2 separate regions of the Homo sapiens genome follow, and region 1 is linked to region 2. A link is a contact called in ENCODE Hi-C or POLR2A ChIA-PET data. All regions are on one chromosome and are shown on one strand. The core of a region is the stretch at or near the end of the contact, and the rest is flanking DNA. Distances in the headings are between cores, read along the strand shown. Region 1 holds the start of ZNF483 (zinc finger protein 483). Region 2 overlaps ECPAS (Ecm29 proteasome adaptor and scaffold).

What was found. Hi-C counts contacts between places; a loop is a spot of excess contacts on that map. ChIA-PET counts read pairs that join two places held with the same protein, here RNA polymerase II (POLR2A). Pooled maps may share reads with other maps.
Region 1: a map of dorsolateral prefrontal cortex shows a loop between it and region 2 (10-fold over the local background). The contact joins the promoter of ZNF483 here to the enhancer-like site in region 2. A Hi-C loop is called at or near these places in 5 of 168 maps with a recorded cell type or tissue (dorsolateral prefrontal cortex, head of caudate nucleus, naive thymus-derived CD4-positive, alpha-beta T cell and 1 more) and 8 of 50 pooled maps. POLR2A ChIA-PET finds 5 or more read pairs at or near these places in 2 of 52 experiments (PC-3 and activated CD4-positive, alpha-beta T cell).

Annotation. Positions count from the first base shown.
Region 1 is chr9:111,523,775-111,527,303 of GRCh38, forward strand. It overlaps ZNF483 (zinc finger protein 483), which reads left to right and starts at 1,405. Exons shown (of 6, transcript NM_133464.5): 1 at 1,405-1,488; 2 at 3,494-3,529. RefSeq lists a silencer at 1,308-1,657 and enhancers at 1,758-1,957, 2,069-2,568.
Region 2 is chr9:111,412,390-111,416,077 of GRCh38, forward strand. It overlaps ECPAS (Ecm29 proteasome adaptor and scaffold), which reads right to left. Exons shown (of 50, transcript NM_001364929.1): 19 at 2,040-2,262; 20 at 1,506-1,597. Among named protein-coding and RNA genes, the nearest start is that of ECPAS, 70 kb to the right of the region's middle. Within about 2 kb of position 2,187, at least 2 of the 41 ENCODE cell types and tissues checked have a DNase peak (open chromatin) inside an H3K27ac peak, as active enhancers do; they include dorsolateral prefrontal cortex, where a contact is called at or near this core.

The DNA.
Region 1 (3,529 bases), core at 155-2,654, 110 kb after region 2:
CCTGGCTAATTTTTTGTATTTTTAGTAGAGACAGGGTTTCTCCGCGTGGGTCAGGCTGGTCTCAAACTCCCGACCTCAGGTGATCCACCCGCCTCAGCCTCCCAAAGTGCTGGGATTACAAGCATGAGCCACCGCGCCCGGCCATTCTCAGCCCTGTCTCTTCAGCTTGACTTGCTGCCTGTGATAAGCCCACTCCTTTTGAGAGGAGTGGTTCATTTAGTTGAGCTTGCTCTGCCCTTTTGAAGTCTCAGGGCCTTGAATCACCTTGCTCCTTCAGTCTAGAATGAATCTAGTCTTTCTCTCCTAACTCCACCCCTTCAGGGATCATCCAGTTATTAGAACCCTCCAAACAATTTTTCTGGAGTTCTTTGGCCCTTTTTGCAATGCCCCCAATAATCCATGCAAATACTCATTCATAAGCTCAACAAATATCTATTGAGTGCCTGCCATGGGCCAAGTCCTGTTCCAGGACCTAAACACACAACCTAGAACAAATGAAATAAAAATACTTACTCTTCTGAAATTAGTATTCTACTGGAGAAGGCGGACAAGTAGTAAAAAAAAAAATTAACAAACCTATAGGGCATGTTAGAAGAGGAAACAAGAGTAAGGTGGGATTCCTATTTAAGTGGAATGGTGGGAGAGCTTCATTGAGAAGACCTGAAGGGATGAGAGAGCGGGCCGTATGGCCACTTAGGGAAGGAGCAGGTCAGCCGGAAGTACCTGGCAGGTTACAAGAAGAGGAAGGGGTCTATCAAGATTGGAGCAGGAAAGTGGGGAAGAGGTGCGGGAGGTTACAGGGGCTAGATTCCATCAGGCCTTGTAGGCCACTATAAAGACTTGGGTTTTAACTCTGAGTGAAATGGGAAACCATTGCAGGGTTTTAAGCAAAGGAGGGTCATAATTTGACGTTTTTAAAACGTCCGTCTGGCTGTGGAGAATAGCCAAGAGAAGTAAGGTATAATCAAGAAGCTATTGCAATAATCCAGGTGAGCCATGAGGGTGGACTGGACCATGGGGGCAGGTGTGGAAGTCATAAGATTAATATGTGTTTAACTCAAGTTGTGGCATTAATTATGGCTTGCATTAAATGCATCGGTAATATGCTTCTGCGGTGGATTTTTCCACCTTAGATTTCAGGGAATGGAAGTGATGGGAGCGGGTAGGGAAGGTCTGAGGTTACTAAACAGATGGAGCCTCCTGGATCTGCAAACCTCATACGATTCTAGGCCTCTGAGCCTCTGGCGCAGCAATAATTCTGCAGCCGAGCCCACTAGCCGCTTCCCAGTGACCATGCGCAACAGGCAGGTGGGAGCCTATGGAAAGCGCGGACTTTCGGAAAGCTGCACGAGCGCGTTCGGGGAGTCCGGTTCAGCGCCTCTGCGCAGGCGCAGTGGTTCCCGCAGGCTTGCGCGCGCACTCGCTGCGGGACAAGCTTCTGGAAGCTCTTTGCGGTGGCGTTGGTGCTGTTTGCGGATGCTGATGCAGGTACTGGTCGTCCCGGGCCCCGAGTTTCGGGGCCGTGGCCGGGTCGCCGGCTCCGAGGGCGCACTTGGGGCGGGATGGGGGCCGGGAGCAGCCTACCAACGGGCTGTGCGCTGCGCTGCTGCTGCTTCTGTGGGAGGTGCGCACTCCGCTGCGGGATGGGGCTGTTGGCTTCCCTCCATCCCTCCCTGCGCCACTTGGGCACTGTTGACATTTTGGGCGGGATAATGCCTTGTTTTGTTTGTGGTGTGGCGGTGAGGGGGAGGCTCTCCCGTTGTGGCAGGATGTTTAACAGCGTCACTGGTTCTGCCCGTTAGATAACAGTACCACCTCTCGTCCTAGTCGAGCTAACCAAAAATGTGTCCAGACATTGCCAGAGGACCGCTGGGGGGTGAAATCTCTCCTTTTTTCTTCCCTCTGGTTGAGATCCTCTGGCTGCGTCACATTTTCACCGGGCCTCCTATGTAAACTCCCTGTAGACGGAGCCGAGTGTCTTAGTCATCGCGGAGCCCCAGGTGCTCAGCACGGCGCCAGGTACGTGGTGGGCGCCTAATATTTGGCAGAGGAATAAATGACGTCATGCTGCTGTGTGCCGGGCGCTGTACTCGGAAGTGGGTTGTTATTGGTATGGTAGTTGCAATGCGAGGCTGTCACATCCTTCACTTGTCGCATTGTAGTCCCGCTCCGGCTGTATTGTCATTTCCTGGACCCTCTGTGAGCGTGAGGACCCTTTCAGGCCTGTCCACGCCTGGCCCCGCAGCTCATGGCCCCTGGTCTCGTTCCAGCTCATTGTAGTTGCTCCGTCACTTATAGAATGAATGAATGAATGCAACACAGGGCAGTCTGTGTGCAAAGGAGTGCTTTGGGATCAAGCAGAGCATCACACCAGAAGTGACAGTTGAAAGGAGTCAGGCTTTAAAGACGAATAAAAGTTTGGTAGGAGAAAGAAAGCAACATTCCGAGGAGAGGGAATAGCCTTGGTGCAAAGGCTAGGAGAGTATGTAGAGAGAGAGGAGATACTAATTTATGGCTGTAGTGTCAATCGGGTAGCTAGAGCTCAAGAGGTGAGGTCATCAGACAGTGTCTCTAGATCACAATGCCATGGTCCCTGCATGTGAACTTTATCGAGAGACAGTTCGGTGGCTGGTGAGGGACTGTAAGCCGGGGAGTGATAAGATCATATTTTGCATGTTAGAAGGAATTTTTTGGCCACAGTGTGAGACTGGAGTGAAGAACCCTGTACTTAGGCAGTTTCAGAAGGATAGAATGGAGAGGTTCTTAGGAAATAAAATCGCCAGAACTTGGCGATTGATGGGAGAAGTAAGGAGGAAGAGAAATTTGAAAGTCAAATATTAAATTGGGCTTCTGAGTTGAGCAACTAGTGAGAAATGTGTGCCCTTTCATTAAGAAAGGGTAGGAGTTGTTAAATAGCTTTGTGACTGGGTCCCCTTGTGAACCTTTTCTGATAACATTTTGTTTAGGAGGAGTATTCAATCTAAAGCAACTGTTTCCTTAACCCTTAAGTAGCTCCCTGGTTTTTGACTATAAAGAAAATTATGGCTGGGCACAGTGGCTCACGCCTGTAATCCTGACACTTTGGGAGGCTGAGGTGGGTGGATCGCCTGAAGTCAGGAGTTCAAGACTAGCCTGGCCAACATGGCGAAACCCCGTCTCTACTAAAAATACAAAAATTAGCCAGGCATGGTGGTGGGCGCCTATAATCCCAGCTACTCAAGAGGCTGAGGTAGGAGAATCACTTGAACCCAGCCGGGGCAGAGGTTGCAGTGAGCCGAGATCGCACCACTTCACTCCAGCCTGGGCACCAAGAGCGAAACTCCGTCTCAAAAAAAAAAAGAAAGAAAGTTATCCTTTTAATTGAGCAGGGCTTTTCTAGGCCTTTGCTGGTATGTGTGTGGATATATTTCTCTGAACCAAACCAAGAACGATGTTTTTAGGACTAACAACAGTTTTTTTACTTATTTAATGCCTTAATATTTCTTCTTGACAGTTTCTGCAGGACTGTAAACTGGATTCCTGGAACCTT
Region 2 (3,688 bases), core at 937-3,436:
GTCAGCAAACTTCTGTAAAAAAACAAAAAGGCTTTATGGGCCATTTGGTCTCTGCTGCAACTACTCCACTCTGCCACTGCAGTACAAAGGCAGCAACAGACAATACACAATGAATGAGCGTGGCTGGGTTCCAGTAAAACATGGACACGACAATGTTTGTGTCATGAAACATTATTCGTTTCTTGATTTTTTTTTCCACATTTAAAAATGTAAAAACCATTCTTAGCTTGCAAACCATACAAAAACAGGAGGCAGGCCCTATTTGGACCTTTGACTATAGCATGACAACCTCTCATCTAAAACATCAAAGTTCAATAAAATCATTTTAAAATCAGTCAATATTCATAAGAAATAAAAAAACCTTTTTAAACTAAAAGCAATTTCATAAGACCAGACTATCCAGAAATGTGCAAAACTCACACCTCCTGGCAAATTTCATTCATGTTTTCACACTTAAAGACATAATTTTTACATTTTTACCATCATTCAAGCTGTATTTTCCAAAAAAAGAACCGCAATATGTAGCACATGGAGATACAGAAAACTGTATGGGCCAACACTTATACAAAAAAAAAAATTATTCATTATTTATCTGAAATTCAAATTTAACTGAGTATCTTGTATTTTTATTTTCCAAACCTGGCATCCCTTTTGGTGTGGCCATGGGACAGGGACACCCTCATACATGACTGTTAGAAGTGTACATTGGTACCACACACGGAGGGTGTGGCATTACCTATGAAAATTACAAAAACACATGTCCTCTGATACAGCTATTCCACTTCTAGGGAATCCATCTAAAACATATACTTCCTCAATATGCAAGATGATAGATTATTCATTGCAGCAGAATGGAAGTACTCTAAATGACCATCTATAAAGATCTAGAATACATGATAGTACATTCATACAATAAAAACTGAGGCTGTTAAAGAAGATGCTCTCTCCATAGTTGTAGTGGAATAGTTCTCTACTATTAAGTGAAAGAATGTATAAAACAGTATGAATAGTATGCTGCTTTTGATAAAAAGATGGGACAAAAATTTTAAATGCATGTTTTTATGTGTATGTACATAAGTAAACTCTAGAAAGCATGCCATATATAAGTGGTCACTTATATATGTTTGTCAGAGGGGAGAGGAAAGGACAAAAATTAGAAGGCTTGGGTAGGTTGGAGATGGTTACGGAAAGGAGACATTTTACATAGTTTTTATTTAAACTACACAAATCTATTGCTTATTTTTTCAAAAAAAAAAAACTTTTGAAACAGAAAAGGAACTTTTTTTTACTCCTATGCTTCTCAATTCATCTCCCAATCTCCTCCAGATGTGTCAATGAGACATAGTGACCTACATGCTTCCCAGTAAGTGTCTGATGATAAGAGAGTTTTCAAAACGACCTAAAGGCAGAAAAGGTCATAGGGATCCCGCTGGCAGGAAAAAGAAATCATGAAGTTAAGGTCTGAAATAGAATTTTTTTTAAAAAAAGGTACATGCAGAACATACCTTTATCCATTCTGTTTTGTCTACAAATTTGGTAGCCAGCTTTTCTGGATACACTGACACAGCTTCCAATAGACAGTACATAACCGGCAAACCTAAATAAGAATTCAGAATCACCTTAAATTTCAAGAAAAGTAATGAACATACAGGGATCACTAAATTCCTTTAAAGTATAAGGCCACTGCTTTAGCACACATTCTTTCGGTTCTATTAAAAAAAAAAAAAAGAAAACCTACACAACCTAAATATAGTATGTGATTCACTACAGCAAATTTACAGATGAGCTATCTATAAAAAGGATATCCTGTTCTTCACATCCACTTCCGAAGTAAAAATGTATTTATCTATTGTTAGCATTTCTTTCCGAAAAAAGAAGTAGTGTATCCAGAATGAATCAGGTAAGTTTAAAAAGAAACAAAGGCTAATGTTCAGTTACAGAAGAAAAAGAATAATTTTGCTATAAATTCTTAGCAAAGTTTAAAATTAGATTTTTGCTTAAGTGCTTCAGTATCTTTCCTTCGCGTCACATATTCCTACCTCCAACACCTGCTAACAGCTGCTGAAGCAGGCCAATGTAGATCTGGACAGGGTTAGTCTCCCCACTCTTGTTAGATGATGAGGGTGCCATCTGCCCGCTTGACATTAAAGTCCGTATGTAGCGCCCAATGGCTGGGGCATGATCCTGCATATCAGCCAAACTCTGAGAGGTGGGCACCACCCCCGCACTGTGCGCAAGGCACATGCGCAAGTACAGAACGATCTACAAACAGAACGGAGAGGAAGACTGCATAAGCTTCTCGAAAAGTCAGTGTGGGAAGGTACTCTTCAAAGTAACAATTTCTAGTTTTGATTCACCCACACTTCTTTATAAAGCTATTCCAATCCTCATGGAAGGCAGAAAATATGCCATAATGGAGCAAAATTTGTATAATAAGGTTTGCAAATCCAAAGAATTTTTTAAGATTGTTAAAATACAAACTGAACTTTTAAAGTCAGAAATTGGAGCTGGAGGCTGTTATCCTTAGCAAACTAACGCAGGAACAGAAAATCAAATACCACATGTTCTCACTTATAAGTGGGAGTTAGATGATAAGAACTTCTGAACGCAAAGAAGCAAACAACAGACACTGGGGTATACTTGAGGAGAGAGGGTGGGAGGAGGGAGAGGAGCAGAAAAGATAACTATGGGGTATTGGGCTTAATATCTGGGTAATGAAATAGTATATACAACAAACCCCCATGACACATATTTACCTATATAACAAACCTTCACATGTACCCTCGAACCTAAAATAAAAGTTAAAAATTATAATAAAAATCATTATTTTTTAAAAGCCGTGTGTGTGTGTGTGTGTGTGTGTGAGAGAGAGAGAAAGACAGAGAGAGAGGAAAGAAATCTGAAGTAAATGGCCTATTACTCCTGCAGAATTCCAGTTGTGTTTACTCCATTGACACAAGAATCTGAGAAAATGGGTTCAATTCATCTACAGAAAAATAGATATAACACCATAAAAACCTCTGATATAGACCAGACACAGTGGCTCACGCCTGTAATCCCAACACTTTGGGAGGCTGAGGCAGGAGGACTGCTTTAGCTCAGGAGTTCAAGACCAGCCTGGGAAACATGGTGAAACCCATCTCTACCAAAAAGATAACAGAATTAGCCAGGGGTGGTGGTGCACGCCTGTAGTCATGGCTACTCAGGAGACTGGGACGGAGGTTCACTTGAGCCCAGGAGGCAAGGTTGCAATGAACCGAGATCACGCCATTCACTGTACTCCAGCACGGGCAACAGAGTGAGACTCCTTCTCAAAAAAAAAAAAAACCAAACAAACAAAAAAAACAACCCTTACATAAACAGGCTGCCAAGGAGTCCATCCTCTGGAAGCTTTTTCATTGATCGTTAAAATAGGATAGGCAGCAAATTCACTGTGAATATTCTTAATCCGAACAAGATCACCTCTTGTAATTTACCTAGAGCAAGTCAATAATCTAAAAAACAGAATTTCCCTTAATAAGTGTGATCAATTTAATCCTCTCCAACCTTCAAAACTAAATAACCCTAACAACCTCAACAACAGGTTGGCTTTAAAACCCAAATCTAACTTGCTGCAAAATCCCAATAGTAATCACTACAGAACATCCAGTTTTTTCACAAAAAGAATCTCACTGAGATAAATATATTT